2 separate regions of the Homo sapiens genome follow, and region 1 is linked to region 2. A link is a loop called in an ENCODE intact Hi-C map of the cell type or tissue named here. Cell type or tissue: heart right ventricle. All regions are shown on one strand. Each heading gives the region's core, and the rest is flanking DNA. Links, peaks and the distances in the headings are about the cores only.

Evidence for each region. A loop is a pair of places that touch in the nucleus more often than their neighbours do. Peaks named below come from ENCODE experiments on the same cell type or tissue, not always from the same donor. Only the 100,000 strongest peaks of a DNase experiment are listed, where the experiment ranks them.
Region 1: it touches region 2 in a loop (2.5-fold over the local background); 8 of 110 quality-filtered maps call a loop at or near these places.

What each region holds. Positions count from the first base shown.
Region 1 is chr1:59,315,726-59,321,380 of GRCh38, reverse strand. All of the region lies in intron 1 of FGGY (FGGY carbohydrate kinase domain containing), which reads right to left. Among named protein-coding and RNA genes, the nearest start is that of FGGY, 21 kb to the right of the region's middle. In heart right ventricle, for the core only: no CTCF peak of the experiment used is centred there; a DNase peak (open chromatin) is centred at 2,711; H3K4me3 peaks cover 738 bases; H3K27ac peaks cover 1,372 bases.
Region 2 is chr1:59,696,690-59,701,689 of GRCh38, reverse strand. All of the region lies in intron 14 of FGGY (FGGY carbohydrate kinase domain containing), which reads right to left. Among named protein-coding and RNA genes, the nearest start is that of MIR4711, 34 kb to the left of the region's middle. In heart right ventricle, for the core only: CTCF peaks have their summits at 2,043 and 2,253 (motif pointing right); no DNase peak of the experiment used is centred there; H3K27ac peaks cover 936 bases.

The sequences.
Region 1 (5,655 bases), core at 245-5,244, 380 kb after region 2:
ATACTAATAAACATTGAGCTACATGGTGGGTGAACAGCACAGATATGGCCTCAGACATGGCATTTCCACTCTTGAGAGAGAGTCAGGATTTAAATACATAATTATTTAGGCAAAGTTGTGATGAGTGCTGTAAGGGCAAGTACAGGGTGGTAGGAGAACTTAGAATCTGGAGGCAATGGAGATGAGTTTCTTCTCAGTGAATTTCAATCAACAAGAACAGAAGCCAAGGTACTGAAAAGGAACCTTGTCCTCCTAGTCAGTCATTCATTCAACAATTACCTACTAAGTACCTCTTACACGCAAGCACTGTGAAAAGTGCTTATGTCCCCTTTACTCCTCACTATGACTCTAGAAGGTGAGGCTATTTACATCTCTGTTTTACAGGTGGTCAAGGTGAGATTCCAAGAGATAAGTAACTTTTTGCTTAATGCTAGCTAGGTCTACTCATAAATTCAAACAGTAAATGTACATTATTATAATGATACACACTACACTGATTAAGAAGCAAGTCTATGAGAAGTTAAGGAATTTAATCAGCTTCATTCAGGGGCAGCCTGGACCTAAAGTCCCATATTTGTGCAATCCCAAGTTTCATGCTCTTTCCTTTGTTTCTTAAAAGCTTTCTGTATAGGTTTGGAGAAGAGGCAAATATATTGCAGCTTTGTCATGAAGTGACTGGGAATTGGGAAGGAACCCCGAGGAGACAAGATCAGCAATTAGTTAGACAATCTGTTTTCCTTACAGACCCCTTGTGAGTTACAAGGAAATCTGACCAGAGAACATTCAGGAATTCCTTGGCCTTCATGGCTGCTCTAAGTCCCTTTGGTCAGATTAGCCCACATGACATGGAATCTCATAGAGGCTTTTATTTTCCAGATTGGCTTTGAAAGAATAAGAACAAGCCCCCAACACAACTGAGCAGGTGGATGCCCTACAACTCTCCAGGTGAGCTCAAGGCAGTTTTACCACCCAGAGTCTAATTTCAACCTGGGCAACCTTCTGCATCCTTCAACTTCAGAAAGAAAATGTTTCCCTAGCCAAGTCAAACATGGAGATTCTGAAAGAAAATCAACCAGCAGATGTTCAGTTACTGCTTCCTAGATATTTACTCCAGTAAAAAACAAATAAAACAATAAAAACTTCATTAAAAGTAATTGCTTCTGTCTTAATCACAATGATTTCCCAACAGAATTGTCCCCCTTTTGGCTCTGTGGCTCATGAGCAGGTGAAAAATAAAATGGAGAAGCTGCAGAAGTAACATTTGCTCCGTTCATAGGAGCTTCATCAGACCTCCACTGGTGTGTAACCTCAACTTCTCTCCCTTGCTTACATTCCCCTTGGGGACCTCCATATGACCATTAGCACCAGTTTTCAAATCATTCATTCCTTCATTCATTCAACAGTGATACCTTTTCTTCAAGCCATTATTTGAAGAAAACAAAACAGATAAAAACAGAGCTGCTCTGAAGCAAAGATCGCCCTTGCCCCACCCTCCAGCCCTTCCCCCCAGCAGTCCCTCTGCTAGGCCCTCTCTCAGGACAACTGAAAACCACCAGCTTTGAGCTGTGATATACCCCAGGGCCTCAGCACGGGATCTCACACCCTCCACAGGCTCCCTCTGCCTGCCATCCAGCCCCGCCTAATACAGTCCTGCTCATTCTCACTCCAGGCTACAGACATCCTCAAACTCCTCATAAGCTCTCAATTGCCCCCAGCTGCTAAAGGCTGCCCCAATCCTTTGCTCATCCCTTCCTAATTCTCTCCTTTCCTTGTCTGCCTGGTGACCACTGAATTATATTTTAAGACCCAGGTCAGCCATCAATTCTCCTTGGAAAAGGCTTCCTTCCCTTTCTCCCCTTGCATACATACAAAGGATGCCAACATGGTATCTTCTCCCTGCTTTCTTTTAAAACTTACCACTCTGGAATCACAATTTTATTTTTCTTTCCATGTCTGTCTTCCTAACTGAATCTGAAAAAAATGAACTTATTGATTTCTGTATCCCAAGCTCCTTGCACAGTGTCTGGCACATAATAGGTTTTCAGTAAATGTTTACTGAATGAACAACTGAATCAATGAATTAACAGAAACAAGGATGAACAGGTCCATGCCTGTTTTATTCATTTTACAACCACATTTTATTCATTCTACGGCACTCATTTTTCCATATTTAGCTTCTCTAAAACCAGTGAGAACCTTACAATCAATGGTATGTTACAATTAATTGGTATCATTTCCTTTCTTACTTCATGGTAATAATAAATAATGGTGCATCTTGCAATCAGTGACATCTGAGACTCAGAAGAAATGCAGAAGACAGTAACACCAGGAAGCCTGCTGAGGATACACTGATTGACAAAATAGGGGCAATGCCTTCGCTGAGTTTCCTCAATTTTATTAGCTGCAAACAGGAAGAAGATTGAAGCTAGCCACTCTACCTTCCCTCTACCAACCTCTCACAGCTGCTTACTTTACTTGGAATCCCCTCTCTGGGCTTCCCACTGTCTCTACTGCAAAGGCCCCCGGGGTGCTGCTCCTTAACACTGATCCTAGCATGCTAACAACTCTTTGCCCTTGGCAAGACTTTTGCAAGACTACTATAAACGCTTAGGAAGAAACAAAGAAATAAATAGGAAATGAAAAATCTATTCAATACCCTGGCTTACACAGACCTGGCCAGCCAGCATCCAGACTTGTCTCTACTCCAGCCAGCCCCGATGACAAGACAGATTCCCCATGGGGCTGGCCCACGTGCTCAGGCTTGGGTTCCTCACTTTTGACTCCCTCTCTGATGAAGAGAGTAATATGATAAAATACATCATCTTACCACCCTACCCACATTCTGATTCCTTTCCAGTAAAACCCAAAGAGGCAGATTTCCACTCTACAGTTAGCCCTGGGCTTGCTCCAGTTCTGGTTTCTGGCAGGAGCCCACCCTTCACATGGAGAATGGAGCGGTATGATTACAGTTAATTCCAGCTGCCGCCTGTGTCACAGCTGTAAGCCCAGTGCCTGGCATACAGCAGGAGCTCAGTAAGTCCTTGTAACTCAGTGAATGGATGTCTTTAAAATTCATCACTGGGGAAATAAAAAAAGGTACCATGTTTACCACATATCTGATATTCTGCTAAGCAGCTTGATTACAATGCCTGACCACAATTCTTGAAGACAATAACTATGATCACTCCCATTTTACTGATGAGGAAAATAAGTCCTAGATAGGTAAAGTAACTTGCTCCAGTATGCCATATTACTAGGCAGTAATACAATTGACAGTAATCCATTCCCTCCGGTTCCATCAGCCCTAACCTTTCTCAGGATGCTCCACTGCCTCCTGCTATTCCTCTATTTACTAAATGCCCATTTGTCAAGGACTCTGCTGGGGGCCTCTGCCTGCTGTGCCTAAGGTTGGCTGACTCAGAACCCAGGCTGTTCATCTTCAGAGACTGACCCTTCCACAACACCAGGTGGCCTGCTTCTAGCAAAATATGGATTTCTATAACTTATTACCAGGGCACCATGCAGCAAAGAGTCAAACCATCCCAGCGTCATTCACACACATCACCCAGTTCATGTTTTTCTATGAAATAGATCCTACTTGCATATTTCAGGTTCACCACTTTTCCCATTATTATAGTTTTAACTGATCTCTGTGATTATTTCCATACCTGGAACCTGAAAGCAGGGATGTTCAAGCCCTTGGGCAGCTTCCCTGAAATTCGACCTGTGAGCTCCAGCAAAGGACTTTCTGCATCATAGGTCCCCTGCTCTTCCCCCTCTATGCCCTTTGTTCCTGGGTCATGAATATGATCTGCTGCGTCCTAGACTCCTAATCTTATGCAACCAGTACCCCTTGGCCTCAAAAAGTAAAGTAACTGTAAAGTGGAAAGCATTATTCCTTTTTCTAGTTTGTAAAGTAAACAAGGATAAGGATCATCATCGTGTCACTTATTCCCACACAATGTTAATCTCATTCACAGAAACCCAATCAGTTTGGTAAACCTATCACCACTTTATTATACCTCAGAAGGGTGGAGTAATTTGCCCAAAGTGCCACAAACAGCAAATGGCATCAGGATTTGAACCACAGTCTCTTGCGGCAAGTTTAGGGCTCCTTCCACAACATCCAGCTAAAACTGAAAGCCAAACCCTTTGATTACTTCTTCAATAAGAACAACAAATGCAGCAAGAAATATCTATTGAGCTCTGAGCTGCAGATCACCATGTGACTCCATGATTTCATTTAATCCTTATAGCAACCCTGTGAGGTAGGCAGTATGAGCCCCATTTCCCAGCTAAGGAAAGTGAGGTTCTCAGACAGGAAGCTGTTTAAAGTTGCATGGTACAGAAGCACAGGGGCTGGGGTTTGAGGCTAAGTCAGTGTGACTCCAAAGACCGCATTATGAATGGTGAGAGTCGGAACTGGGGTTTCATTTCATTCTTCTTAGGCAAAGATAAATACTCTAAAAAGAAAACAGCTGTTAGGGATATGGGGAGGGTGGTCAGGCGGAAAGAAATGAGGGCACGGACTGTGGACGGCCAAGAGAAAGAAAAATAACAGAAATTCAAGCTGTGCTGCGTACAAGTCCTGGGACATACCTAACTTCTCAGTCTACAAGACATTTCAAAGCACAGAAACAGCCTCCTGTCCAAGTCCTCAGCATGGACTGGACTGACTTTTAGCCCCTATTTATGATCAAAAGACTGTTCTGTATAAATATTTATACAGTTCATTAAATAATAGCCTGTATAAATATTGTTAGAAATGTGCCACAGGAAACCACAGACTTTGTGGCTGATTCTTCAACAAATGTGCAAACTGCTCAAATGCAGTGTGAAAAAAGGAAAAGGGGACCTGGAAATAGAGGGCTGTCCTTTGCAAACGGGTTTTAGCAATCCTAAGAAGGGGGTACAAGCTACAAATACTGAGCTAAAAACCGATAATGTGGGGATTGTTCTTTTATACTTTTCCCCTTCTTTCCCTCTGAAGCATCTCAGAGCATTAAGATTGCTGCCTATGATGACAATCTCCCAGAAGCGGATGAGCTTACCCTATTTCTTAAGGCGCCACTCCTCCAGGATTTATTTGGTGACAGTGCACAGAAGCAGTGTCCCAGAAATCTGGGAAGGAATTCAGTATCCTCTTTCAACTTTGATCTTTGGACTTTGCTGGGAGTTGATGTACACAAGTCCTGTGCAATTTATTTAGTTAGTTATACTGCAATCAGGGATTTGCTAAGATTGGGAAGAAAAAAGATGAACAATGAGTTAAGCTTGCCCACCTCAGTCTTAATAGAAATGACTGAATACCACTTTCAACAATTTTTACATGCTCTAAGATGGTGGAAAAATTTGAAATGAGAAGGAAAGAGCTGATTTGGCAATAATAGTTGTTTCTCTATGGGCTCTACCAACAATAAATAGGAAGAAAAGACCAGCTTGCTAACCAAAACTTTACCTCTAAACATGAAAATTTCTTAAGGCCTCCTCTTCAGTTCTTTTTCGCCTTTCCCTCCAAGGGGAGACAGTTCTAAAAGTTTTAAGGTTGCCAAGACTGGCTCAAAAGAAACCCAAACACTTCCATGGTTCCCCAAACTTTTAGAGTCTGTAGCAATGGCACAACACATTTTTCATCTAGACATACCTGTGGCTTGG
Region 2 (5,000 bases), core at 1-5,000:
ACTCGCCTTTATTTATACTTCCAAGTCCTGACTGGACTCAACTGTCACTTCCTTTGGAACATTTTCTCTGCCTCCCCAAAGCTGAGGCATAGCACACTGTATGATGCTATTTTATGGTATGCCTCTTCTGCAATACTGTTGGAAACTTGAGAGCAGGGACTGTATCTTTCTTGCTTGGAATTTTATCCAAGCAGAGATAGATGGGCCTAGTACGAGTGGTTGGCACACAGATGGCACTCAAGAAGCATTTACTGATAAAATGAATGCAAGAAAGAAAAATGACTGAAGAATGATTATGACATAAGCTCTGTCCTCAGTCAATTTCCAGTCTAGTGGAGAGGCAGACATAAAAAAAGAGTCACCAAACTTGTGTGAAGTACGATATCCAAGGTCTGTTCCGTGCTGTGGAGCACTGAGGATGAACTGTGCTGGGATTCCACTTCTGCCTTATGTTCATCTTAACTGACTTTGCAAGATAAAAATGTGTGGGGCTATGGGTATATATGGAAGATACTCAGGGTATAACCTTTCTTAGGCCAATTCTCTTGCACGTGTCCCCCTATCCCCAGCACTCCCAGTGGATGACATCTCAGGATTTTGCAATTCCAAACCATTTCTTTGAATTCAGTGAAACTAGAGTCTGAGACAGAAAACACAAGTGTTGGCAGCAGAGAAAGGAAAGAGAGAGGAGCCCCACAGTATTCTCCTTACTCAACACATTCCAGCCTCCCTGCTTTTTTTGCTTTCCTTCACACATGTTCAATTCATTCCCACTCCAGGGCCTTTGCACTTGCTGTCCTTTCTGTCATTTGGGACTCACCACGAACATCCCTTCCTCAGGAGGGCCTCTCTCCTGCTCACAAAGCCAGCCCTTCACACCCAGTCTGTCATTCCATTTTTGCTCCCTGATATCACTTTGCTTTCTTTTGTAACATTTCTTGTTACCTGAAATCAATATTACTTGTTGTGATTGCTGTTTCTTAGGATCTTCCCAACTGAATGTAAGTTCTATGAGGGCAGGTGTTGCTAGACAAAGCTAGAGGCACTCAGTGAGGAAAGCAGACAGGTATCAGACAGTAAAGGAGACGTGCACACTCCAAAGGGAGGGCAGGCTAATGGGGCTAAGAAAAGTGACACTGACTCCCAAGCAGTTCAAGGAAAAACTAATAACATAAACTCTTATTGCACACGACCTGTGATAAGCTCATGCACTACTTTGTTGAAGTTTCCTTGTTGGAACACAGAAGCATTCTGTGAATGTGGGTAAAAATTGGGATAATAACAGTTCCTGTCCCATGGTGACTGAGTTAATTCATGCAAAGTGGTTAGAACAGTGCTTGGCATATAAAAAACATCAATAAACTTTGCCTATCATCATTGTCACCATCATTATTTACAGAGAGATATGACAGATAGATAATACTCATCTATAAGAATTATATGCATTGCTGTGCACTGTATTTGCTTTTTCTTTTTGAAATGATTCTTAGAATTCCTACAGTGTACAAAGTTAAACATGTGCCACCTATTTTGAACTTAATGTAGTACAAAAACAGTTTTATAAGACTTGTTTGTCAGTTTTTATATAATCGAAGAATTTTAATGTGTTTGTAACAGACACATTTATGATTGCTTTGATCAAGAATTTAAAAGCTTCAAGCCATATAAACATGGAGAAAATGTAAGGGCTCTGAGAAGCTAGAAGAAATAATGATATCAGTGGAGAGAACAAATAGGCTAAAAGTCTCAATGACAACTTTATAAGGGTGAATATGGATATAGAATATTGAACAAGGCAAATAGAAGAATTAGAGATGTGAGAAGCGAGACATTCGCACAGAACAAGTCAAAGCACCACATACAGTCATCACTTCTCTGCAATCAACGCGGGACATGCCTGTTACAAAGGCAAGAACAGCAGGCAAACTGTTGCAAATAAGAACGAGAATTAAACATGTTAATAAATATGATGTTGTTTTATCAATAACTTTAAAAATCTGCTAGAATACTGTATGTTACTCCAAGTTCAGCTAGTTCTTTATTTTTATAAAAACCTCTTTTTATTTACCTCCTTTTTTTGTTTGCATATTGGAAGCCTGGTAAATAGAACTGGAAACCTACCTCGCCCAGGGTACCATTTGCCTTCTTTCTCCATCAGCCCCAATGACCCACAAATACTTTTTCTATCCATGGCAAAAGAGCAGAGGGGTTGTTTTTGAGATTTTAGCAGCCCATGCAATGTTCTCTACAGCCCCTAGGTGTCACTATTGCAAAACTAACAGAAGCCTGAACCGTCAAAAAGAAAAAGTACATTTAATATGAAACACTTTCAATAACTATGCAAAAGGCAGACATCATTTAATACAGAAGCTACAAACAATTTAGTATCTCTAATTGAATTTTTAATTTCCTTTTAAACTCAAAGGCTCACCCCAAGAAGAAGAAAAATATCATTTTTTAGCCAGAAAAAAAATCTCAGAACTGTTCTTTCTCCTAACATTTACACTGAGGGACTCAGCTGAAGCTCACGATACTAAAAGTTTGTGGTATAATTTGTTTTATAATCAAGATTGGTTTGATAGTACAAAAGCTTTCAGAGTAAAAATGTAAGACAGTAAATGAGAGCTGGCTGGAAGGAAAAATGTAGCTATGTTAGTTTGATATTCAACCAAAAGCTATAATCTTATTAAACATATTTAAACATGGTTTTCATTTAGATTTGGCAGCTTGATTAATGGGGATGTATTAAATAATACCTGGCTGCTAGGAGCATATTTAGGAATCAGTGCCACATAAAACATACGACATGTACAATTCAGTTTCATTATTATTTAAGGTTCTCTGTTCTCTTGGCTGTGGGCACACACATATTAAAAATTAAGTACACGCACTCAATGTATGCGCTGCGCTTTTAAAGGGCTTTCTCTTTAAGCAGAAAGATGAAATGGAAAACGAACTCAACTCTGGTGAAAGGTAATGGATTCATCCCTTTGGGGACAGCTGTCCTGTTTATCAAAAGAAAGGGGAGAGGTGGGTCAGAAGCAAGAAAAAAAAATTCCCAAGTGGTCAGCAAAGAGAGACGCCCAACTTCAGAGGGGAGCTGAAATCAGTTTCTACACCCAGGCTTCCTTCTTTGTCACAGTTGAGAGGTCGAATGAATGGTATGTTTAACCATGAGGCCATGGGGGAATTGAGATGCTGATTCCCAGAGCATTATAGAAACACTTTGGTAATGGGGGTGTGGGGGTTGGAGGGGAGTGTGAAGAAGCATCTGTAGTTTTTCTGGGCATAATGCTAGGTACTGACCAAGGGGTGGGAACTGCGGGGTGGGCATGGTTCTGACTAGCTGGGAAGATAGAAAAGTATGAAGTAAAGGACCAAGTATCATAATAGAGTTCTACTCAGTGTTTTTGATGAGAAAAAAATGATACATATGACATGCAGAACCTTATCAATAAATTATCTTTCTCCCCTTTCAAATGACATGAGGTTCCCTAATAATCTTTGGGCTGGAACAAGACATCTCAGAGAGGCCAAAATGTCATATATCACATTACATTTCTAAACAACCCAATGGGACAGGGAAAAGTACTATTAATATTTTAACTTTGGAAACTATGTTTAAATCCAGAAAAAATACAGAAAGCATCTCATCAATCAGAAGGAAAAAAAAGACATGCTTTTTTGATAAAAGTATTATTATCTCTATGTACAGATTACAGAACTGAGGCTCAGAGAGTTCAATCACGTTACCCAAGATCACATATTTAGTAAGTTTCAGAGGTAGGACTGGAACCCAAGCTTGTCTTATTTGAAAACCCACTTTTAAAATCTTCAACTCTCATTGCTTCTCTGATTGACTGAAGCCTTGGGCAGAAGAAACAAAGAAAATAGGGGGTGATGTGGAGGGGCACAGCATGCAATTCTGTTTACCTCTTGTGTCACCTACTTGCAAAAGACTGGAAGAAGAGAGTCTGATTTCTTCTCAAATACTGCTTCCCATTGCTGCTATCGTCCACAACTGAGCTATCTATTTCCCCCACTGGAAAGAAGTCACAAAAATGTTAAGCACGCCAAAGTCTTCACAGCGACGATGGTTATAATCAGCAGATCACAGAGAACAAGCTATGTTGCATTAAGAATACAACCAAGAAGGAAGGAAATTCTGATACGTGCTACAGCATGGATAAACCTTGAGAACATTATGCTAAATGCAATTAGCCAGTCAACAAAAGACAAATGCTGTATGATTCCACTTATATGAGGTATCTAAAGAGTAGTTAAATTCACAGAGACAGAAAGTAGAATGGTGGTTGCTAGGGGTTGGGGGAGGGGGCAATGCAGAGTTATTGTTTAACGGGTAAAGTTTCAGTTTTGCAAGATGAAAAGAGTTCCGGAGATGGATGGTGGTGATGGTTGCACAATAATGTGAATGAACTTAATACCACCAAACCGTACACTTAAAAATGGTTAAGATGATAAATTTTATGTTATGTGTATTACAAACAAACAAAAGAATACAACCAGGACCACCTCCTCCAATGGTGATTTACAATTATGTACAATGTTCTCTTGCCTGGCACAATATGAAGCATGACCTTCAACATTTTCAAATTTTTTGAAGTAAAGGTATTTTTGTGGTATTTCCTCGCCACTTTTCTGGAAAGCAGTACATCTGGAGGTAAAGGGTTTTTTTTTTTCATGTAATTTTACATTTGCGTGTTTCATATGGATGCTTGTCCTGGTTTGATCAGCAACGAGCTCTCTGGCCATGCACAAAGCACTTCCCGTTTCTGGGTCTCAACTTCCTCATCTGTAAAAAGAGGGTTTGTGTGGGATGATCTCTAAGGGCCCTTCCAGTTCTCAGTTCAGATTCCTATTTTTCCAAATGCTAATAGTGTCTACACTCTTAGGTACACATTGCTTACTATTAACACTCATCAGATCCTTTTTGCGAGCCACTCGTCATTTCAGAAATACCTGCACTTGCTGCACTTTTC